Linked DNA regions of Homo sapiens: region 1 is linked to region 2. Evidence: read pairs that join two places in POLR2A ChIA-PET (ENCODE). Cell type or tissue: Caco-2. All regions are shown on one strand. Each heading gives the region's core, and the rest is flanking DNA. Links, peaks and the distances in the headings are about the cores only.

Region 1 (4,742 bases), core at 461-4,460, 250 kb before region 2:
CACCGCCACAGGCTGCCAGCCTACCGGACACCCTTGGATGCTGTGCCCCAGATCCTGCCCCTGCGCCTTCACCCCAGATCTGCACCCCGGTTTCCTAAACCACTCTTCCCACCCACGAATCCCAGGGTTGCCTGCGACCCTCTAGCCTCCCTCACCCCACTCCCACCTCACCTAGCCCCAGCCACTCAACCGCTGGTCCGTCGAGGAAACCCGTCACGCCTTTCTCCCCTCACCTCACTATGCCTCTGCCTGGTTTTCCTTCTCCATCGCCCTCTTGCCTCTCACCACAGAATCTGAGCGTTCCTTCTAAAACCCCAACGTGACCTTAGCTCCCTCCACGTGAGAACCCTCCTGTGAGCTCCCTGCTGTGCCTGATGCGATGGGCTCTTCAGATCTCTCTCCTCCATCTGGCCCCAACCAATCTTGCCAGCTCACCCCTTCAGGACCCCACTGTGGTTCTCAAGCTGACTTGGCCATTTACTCATCTCCACTCCATCTAGAATGTTCTTCCAAACATGCTTCTCTAAGAAAATTGGCCCTGGGATCCGTCGTACAACGCCCACGCTGACCCCGCCAAAACCAGTCCCACCCCCCGGAATGAGCTTCCCTATGCTCTGCTCTTGCTGAAAAGTTCTTTTTGGACTTCAAGGTCCAGGTGAAATGTCACTTTCCCAAGGACTTCTCAGGCCCTGTCCCGTGGGAGGGTGGGTCTGCGCCCTGGGGCTGCTCAGGGCCTCTGTGTAGAACTAGGCAGTTCTCAGAACCCGGCTCTGAGACATCTGCTGAACCACCCTGCCCAGTGGGGAGCCCCTTAAGGGCAGGGGCTGGTCTGGGTCCTGGGGACACGGCAGCAAAAAAACACAGACGCAGTCCGCCCTGCTAGTGCTCATGGCCTTGGAGGAGACAGATCCTAAGCACAGAAAGTAGTGAAATACACATAATGTCAGGCAGGGATAAGGGCCACAGAGGAAAAATCAAGTAGAAAAGAGAGATGGGAGATGGTCCAAGGGATCTAAGGTGGGCCTCACTGGGTGATCAAGGAGGCCCTCTCTGAGCAGGTGACATTTGACCAAAGACCTGAAGAGGGAGAAGAGCTGGCCATGCAGAGATCTGAAGAAAGAGTATTCCAAGCTAGAGGAAGGCCAGTGCAAGGGGCCTGGGGCAGGACTGTATTTGGCGTGTTTGGAGAATAGCAAACAGGCCAGTGTGGCTGAGGCCAAATGAACGAGGCGAGAGGGAATTGAGAGCAGTGGGCAGCCAGGGCCAGATCGCGCAGGGCTCTGCAGGCTACTGGGAAGGCCTTGGCTCTTGCTTTGAGTGAGACAGGAGTCTTGGAGGGTTCTGGACAGAGGAGGGAGAGAACCTGACTTGGGGTTTCCAAGGTTTCCTCTGGCTGTTTGTGGGAAGAAGGGGTTATGTGGGCAGGGAACAGGGTAGACACAGGGGGCCCCGGGGAGAGGCAGCCACCTCTCCAGGCTTGGACCAGGCTAGAGGCAGTGGAGGCCATGAGACATGGTAGAATTTGAGATGTGCTTTGAAGGTAGAACCAACAGGATTTGCAAATGGGTTGGATTGGGAGGGAGAGGAGGTCAGAGAAAGGGGTCGGAAGTGACTCTCAGGTGTGGCCGAGGAAGGGGAAGGCTGCAGCTGCTGTACAGGAAGGGCAGCGAGGAAGTGAATAAATGAATGACCTGGGCTTGGGAACCAGTGGCTCACACTCAGCTCTGGAGCTCATTGGGACCTTGAGTGAGTTCCCTCCACTCTGCCTTAGTTTCCCCATCTGCAGGGGAGGAGCTCCATGTCCAGGGTGGCCAAGAGGACTAGTGCTCCGGGATCCACAACCACGTGGGTGAGAGGATGGGCCCAGCCTCCCACCTGCTCTGCCGTCTCCCCACTCCCCACGACTCCCGTCTGCTAGCCCAGCAGCCCGCCCAGGCCAGGCCTGCAGCTGCAGTTGAAATCGGAGGGGAAGAGCATGGACGAGAGGCAGCAGGGGCATCCGTCTCCCACAAGGCTGGGTCTGGCCAGGTGGGAGGGCAGCCTTGAGGTCTAGAAAGCTTACGTGGGGTGCCCTCACTAAAGGCGAGAGGGCACCATGAGCCAGGGGTGGGTGGAGAGCTAGGGCACCCCTGCTGCCTTCACTCCCGGGGGTCCTCCCGTGCCCCTGCCTCCAGGCTCTGGGGTTTGGAGGGTCAGACAGAGCCCTGGAGCTCCAGCCCAGCTGTGTGTTCACTGTGGGCCTTGAGGAGGTTCCCTGGCCTGTCTGGTACCAAGTTCTCATCTACTTCACAGAACCCAGGGGAGATTAAATGGAATAATGTATCTGGCACATGGCAGGGGCTTGAAAAATTGGGAGATGGGCTCAGACCCCTGCCGGAGGGAGGCAGTCATTACGCCAGCCATTGTGTGTTCTCCTCACAAATCCAGACCCCAGGAACTCAGGTTCCCAGCCAGGGGGCCGGGCGGGGGTGGCGTCCATACAGGAGAAGGGCGAGAGGCTTGTCCCTCTTCTCAGCAGGTGCCTGCCAGGCCTTGGGAAAGCCCTCCAGCGCCCTTCCTTGACCTCTGGGATCTGACACCTGGGAAGAATTCAGAGGCAGGGAGATCACTGGAGCCTTCTGTATGTCATAACTAAACATAATGAGGCTCACTGCAGGGCAGGAACCAGTCAGGGCAGCAAGAGACCCTGAGTCTGCAAGTTCCCAGCTCTGGGGGCTCATGCCACATCTCCATCCCTCACCATGACTTCTGGTGCCAGGTGCAGTGCCCACTGCCTGTAAGCCCAACTACTTGGGAGGCTGAGGCAGGAGGATCACTTGAGCTCAGGAGTTTAAGACCAGCCTGGGCAACAAAGCGATAATCTGTCTCAAAAAAAAGAAAAGAAAAAGCCTTCTCTGTTCAATTCAATGCAACATTTCTCAGGCCCCTGATAGTACTGGAGACACAGAAATGACTCAGATACAACCTCTAGGGAACTCATAGTTGCTGCCTACCTACTCTATGCCGGGGACTTGGCTGGGTGCCTCGTCTCCACTGTACCATTTAATATTCACAACATCCTTCATCACCATTCCCATTTTCCAGATGAGGAATATTGAGGCTCAGTGAGATCACATAGCAGCTAACATTTCCTAAGATTTGCTACATTTGGGGGCCCTACGTGCATGAAAGCATTAATTTCCACATCACTCCTAGAAGAGGAATATGATTACAGTTCCATTTTACTGATGAGAAAATTAAGGCCATGGGAGGCGGAGGTTGCAGTAAGCCAATATTGCGTCAAAAAAGAAAGAGAGAAAGGAAGGAAGGAAGGAAGGAAGGAAGGAAGGAGGGAGGGAGGGAGGGAGGGAGGGAGGGAGGGAGGGAAGGAAGGAAAATTAAGGCCAAACTGATAAAAGGGCAGAGATGGGATTTGAACCCAGGGTCCTGTAGCATTAAAGCCCAGGCCCTTTACCTGTTCTCTACATCAAAGTGGACTCAAGAGTTCTTGTTCTAATAAGCCACTGGCCCTGGTGGGTGCTGTCACCAACTTCCAGCTGCTTCTTTACCTGCTTTGGGGCCCATGGGCCTAGCCTCGTTCTCTGTTTTTTTTGAGACAGAGTCTCCCTCTGTCACCCAGGCTGGAGTGCAGTGGCATGATCACAGCTCACTGCAGCCTCTAACTCCTGAGCTGAAGTGATCCTCCTGCCTCAGCCTTCTGAGTAGCTGGGACTACGGGTGCGTGCCAACATGCCTGAGTTTTTTAAAATTTTGCATACAGACGGGGTCTCACCATGTCCCCAGGCTGGTAGGCCTGGCTTTGACATGAGTGAGCAGGGTGGCCTCAAGCACATTCCTTAGCCACCATCCTCAAATGACAGCAGAGCCTTTTCCAGTTTGCCAAGAAGTGGAGTTTTAGAGCCCATTTTCCAGAAAAGGAAACTGAGACTGAGAGAGGCCAGGCAGGCTACTTGCCCGTGGTCATGTGGGAATTAAACAGTTGAGTTAGGACCCCATAGGCCCTGGCCCCCTCACTTCAAGTTCAGAGCCTTTTCTCCCAGGACCTTCCCGCCCCATGCTTGGCTTTGGGCTTTGTTATAGGACCATAGCAAGAGGCGGGTAGGGGGTGGCAGTGGGAAGCTGGAACAAGGAGATGCCTTGGCTGCAGTCATGGGGACGGGGGTATGGCACCACCTCTTATGGCCACCTCTTGGCTTCAGCCAGCTGCTGAGACTCCGGGGATGGCAGGGGCCAGGGCAGCAGCTCAGGTGACTTGGTGATGATGGAGGACATCCCAACAGCACCACACTGGCAGACAGACAGGGTGAGTCCAATCCAGATCTCACATGAGTGCAAGCACACGCAGTCACACCCGCAGCTGCCAAGGCCCACAGCCCAGGTGCTCACATAGATGCCGACAAACACGCAGAGGAGCCTCTCCACCTGTGCCCTGCACACACTCCACGCACACACACACAAGCATTTCCAGCCTGCACATAGATAGGAACAGCACACTCACACCCACACAGTTGCACTTTTACACACACACACATGCACGCACATGCGTGTTCTAGCCCGTGAGCACACACATGTTCAGGATTCAGTCGCACAACCTCTGAGCTAAGATCTGGCTTGAAGAAGCCCAGGTATGCCTGAGGCCCTCCACTTGGTCCCCAGACACCCCCAGCCACAGGCTCCCCACCCCCCAATCCTCCCAGCAGCATTTCTGAGGTCCCAGATGGGCCTTCCAGCCTCCCAGACGT
Region 2 (4,000 bases), core at 1-4,000:
TCTTAGTTTCATTGACTTGTCTTGTTATTTCCTTGGTGAGGTGTATTTAATCTTGGTTTTACGGATGGTCAGATGGAGGCTACGTGTGAAGCTGTACAGTAACACAGTGGTGCCCAAGAGTTGTGTTTATTCAGCATTAATTACTTTGCTGATCATAGACAACAGGCTGTTAGCCTTAGATCTGTGCTGTGTCCCCCCCACCATTTTCTATTAGTTTCCTCATTATTCATTTCCCTATCCCCATTTGTGTGAGGCTTTTAAAGCACTTGTTTGACCTGTGTTCTGTGACTAATGTGAGGATGAGGTCATCCTAGTTTTCACTGGAGCCAGCTTTTTACCAGCAATTCCCTCTAAAATTTACCTTTTTCTGTAAATATATTCCAAAGTCTATTTCACTTAGTTAATTGGAAAATGTGATCTTTAATGTTTAGATAAGTTGTATATGTGCTGATCGGGCTCTAGGTTTATCTCATTCAGGCAGAGAGCTGTTGTAGACAGGACTGGGCATAAAGAGGCTTCAGTCTGCTCTGAGCCATGTGACTTTTGACAAGACCCTTAATGTCTTAGTTCTTCATCTGTGAACTGGGGCAGCGATACCTGGCCCACTTGTTGGCCAGTGTGAGAATCACCTATAATAACAGCTTTCAGATAACTGACTGTGTGCCAGACCCTGGAAATGAGTGCAGGTCATTTGATGGGGGCACATCCTCCTTTTACAGATGAGGAGACTAACCCTGGGGCACAGCTTATGTATTACAGAACCTGGTTTTGAACCAGATCTTTCTGAGCACACAGCCCACATGCATCCTGCTGCATACTTGTTATATCTTTTATAGAAACATTTGGAGGGGATTAAACAAATGTAAATTACAAATGTAAATTACATATAGTTAATTATAGTGATACTGTTTCACTATAAAGTCTGTGAGGTTTGTCAGTTGTTTTTTTTTTCTTTTTGAGACTGGAGGCTGGAGTGCAGTGGCGTGATCTCGGCTCACTGCAACCTCCGCCTCCCAGGTTCAAGCGATTCTCCTGCCTCAGACTCCTGAGGAGCTGGGATTACAGGTGCGTGCCACCTGTAATTTTTGTATTTTTACTAGAGACGGGGTTTCACCGTGGTGGTCAGGCTGGTCTTGAACTCCTGACCTTGTGATCCGCCCACCTCGGCCTCCCAAAGTGCTAGGATTACAGGTGTGAGCCACCGCGCCTGGGTGGTATGTCAGTTTTGTCTCATGTCTGCTACTTTTCCCAAATAAAGTGCTTTTTCTCCCTAGAAAAGGGTAAGTGCAGGACACTTAACTGTGATTTGTAAACAAACTTGTTCATTCATAACTAGTCTTCTTGAAAGCCGTATAAGATGTCTCTTGGAGTATGTAGATGGTTGCATTGTGTTTCACATTGGTGTTTAGAAAATGAGGTCTTGCTTCCAGTATGAGAGCAGACAGGATGAGACACAGACATTGTCTCTCTGAAGAAGGCCCGCTGCCAGGGGTTTGGAGTCAGAGAAAGTGAGGCTCCTCAACTCCTTGTGCTTACTGAGGCCCAAGGAGAATTCCAGGAGCTTTTGATGCTGGTGCCAGATCCTTCCTAACCTCATCTCTGATGAGCAGAGGATCTAGCAGACCAGAGTTCTCCACTAAACACAGCTTTACAAAGTAGGAATACATTTCTTCCTTGAGAGGGCAAAGTGCTGAGGTCCTTTGTTAATCTGCCTGCTGCCTGTGAAGTGGCCAAATTTTGTCAGCAGTGGGCTCTCCTACCCCCAACAGTGAGCTGAGCCTTTGCTTGGCTCTGGTAGAGGGAGATTAGGCAAGGATAACTTTCAGTGAAAGATTTGGCAGGTTGTTTCAAGATTCATTAATACATTCTGTAGTCTCCGTAGTTTGGAGAGCTAGTCATCAAGTATTTTGGAAAGATAGTCATCATGAGGAAAAACCTGGTCAAAGAGAATGATTTTTATGAGAGCTTTTTTTTGTCAGAAAGGGAGTACTGGTTGCTTTTGTGAATTGTTCCTGTGTTGCATTCCATATTCAGGCCCCTCTGCATTTTCTCAAGAGCACAGCTTGGTCCTCTGCACATGTAGAGGGGTCTCACTGAATGTATTCGGCTCTCCCCTTCTCCTCCTTGTCTTCTCCCTCCAGCCTGGCTTCCTTTATGGGTTCCTTCGCAGCAAAGGTGTTGATGTTCCCAGGCAAATGGTAGATTCCTTTCTCCTCAGCTTAATGTGGGGCCCCGACAGCCCTTGAGTTCATGTAAGACAGCTTGGCGATCTTGCTTCTGCTGCACTGCTAATGACATGGTCCTCCTGCTCTGGGAGTGTGTTATCACACCTGTAACCAGGCCTCTCCCAGCTCAGATCTGGTCTGATATTTCTGTTTATGGGATACTTTTGCCCTACCTGTCATTACTTAAAATCTCAGCTTTGTTTTCTCCTCAGGCTAGCTCCCTTTTCCAGGTACTCCATTTGGGGCCATGATTCCATCTTTCTTCCAGTGTCCCAGGCCTGAGAAGCATCTTTTGAGGCTAATTCACAGTTTTATTTGTCTTCTGAAAGAGCTTCTAGATCCAGCCCCTTCTCAGATTGCTCACTGCTGCTGCAGTGGCCTCCTGACTGAACACTAAGTTCCCTCTAAGTTCCCAGCCCCCACCTTCCCTTTTGTTATATTGCATAAGTCTGCAGCCTTTCTGAGGGACTGGTTTTATCAAGTCACATTTCTGATCAAGGAAGTATCTCTTCAAACTTTTTTTTTTTTTTTGAGGCGGAGTCTCGCTCTGTTGCCCAGGCTGGAGATCTCCGCTCACTGCAAGCTCCACCTCCCAGGTTCTCACCATTCTCTGCCTCAGCCTCCCAAGTAGCTGGGACTACAGGCGCCCGCCACCACACCCGGCTAATTTTTTTGTATTTTTAGTAGAGACGGGGTTTCACCGTGTTTGCCAGGATGGTCTCGATCTCCTGACCTCGTGATCCGCCTGCGTCGGCCTCCCAAAGTGCTGGGATTACAGGTGTGAGCCACCGCGCCCAGCCTCTTCAAACATTTTTGCCTAAGTCTTCAAGCACCTCCTTGATTTTTCCCTTGCTTTACATAAAGCAAACCAAAACAGAAGATAGGAAGCTCATTTTCTTCTGATTATGAATAGTTAGGTCTTCATTAAAAAAAATTAAAGGCCAGGTGTGGTAGTTCATGCCTGTAATCCAGCACTTTGGGAGGCCGAAGTGAGAGGATCACCTGAGCCCAGGAATTTGAGATCAGCCTGGGCAACATGACAAAACCTTGTCTCTAAAAAAGAAAAAGAAACATGAAGAGAATCATACTCGCATAAAAGTCTATCAGGAGGACTGGATGCCAATATTTATGTAATTGATTCTTTCTCTTTTTAGAAATAGGGAAATAAATAAGAATGTTTCTTTCTTTTTTTTTTATTCCTGTACAATTTTGGTAACCAGTTTCATGCATAAGTTGTTGACTTTTTTTTTTTTTAACTCCTGTGCAATTTTGGTAACCAGTTTCATTCATAAGTCATTGTCTCTTTTTTGTTGTTTTTTTTTTGAGACGGAGTCTTGCTCTGTCTCCCAGGCTGGAGTGCAATGAATGGTGCGATCTCAGCTCACTGCAACCATCGCCTCTCGGGTTAAAGCGATTCTCCTGCCTCGGGTTCCCAAGCAGCTGGGACTACAGGCATACGCCACCACGCCTGGCCAATTTTTTTGTATTTTTAATAGAGACGGGATTTCATCATGTTGGTCAGGCTGGTCTCGATCTCCTGACTTCAGGTGATCTGCCCGCCTTGGCCTTCCAAAGTGTTGGGATTACAGGTGTGAGCCACCGCGCTTGGCCAATTTTTCTTTTTTTTAATTGTGTAAAATAGTACTGGGTAAAATACCACTGTGGATATAGTTGCTGAATAGATTGTCTTCTATTTGGGTTTTTAAAAAAAGTTCGTCCGTTTCAAAAAAAAAAAAAAAAACAAAAGAATGCCCTCAGTGTACTTTTGTTGGATG

What was found. ChIA-PET counts read pairs that join two places held together with the same protein. Peaks named below come from ENCODE experiments on the same cell type or tissue, not always from the same donor. Only the 100,000 strongest peaks of a DNase experiment are listed, where the experiment ranks them.
Region 1: POLR2A ChIA-PET joins it to region 2 with 5 read pairs; 2 of 35 experiments call an interaction of 5 or more read pairs at or near these places.

What each region holds. Positions count from the first base shown.
Region 1 is chr20:32,574,812-32,579,553 of GRCh38, forward strand. All of the region lies in intron 1 of NOL4L (nucleolar protein 4 like), which reads right to left. Among named protein-coding and RNA genes, the nearest start is that of NOL4L, 8.2 kb to the right of the region's middle. RefSeq lists enhancers at 1-755, 1,712-2,665. In Caco-2, for the core only: a CTCF peak has its summit at 2,401; no DNase peak of the experiment used is centred there.
Region 2 is chr20:32,827,999-32,831,998 of GRCh38, forward strand. The region is part of intron 2 of MAPRE1 (microtubule associated protein RP/EB family member 1); the gene reads left to right. Among named protein-coding and RNA genes, the nearest start is that of MAPRE1, 10 kb to the left of the region's middle. In Caco-2, for the core only: no CTCF peak of the experiment used is centred there; a DNase peak (open chromatin) is centred at 2,193.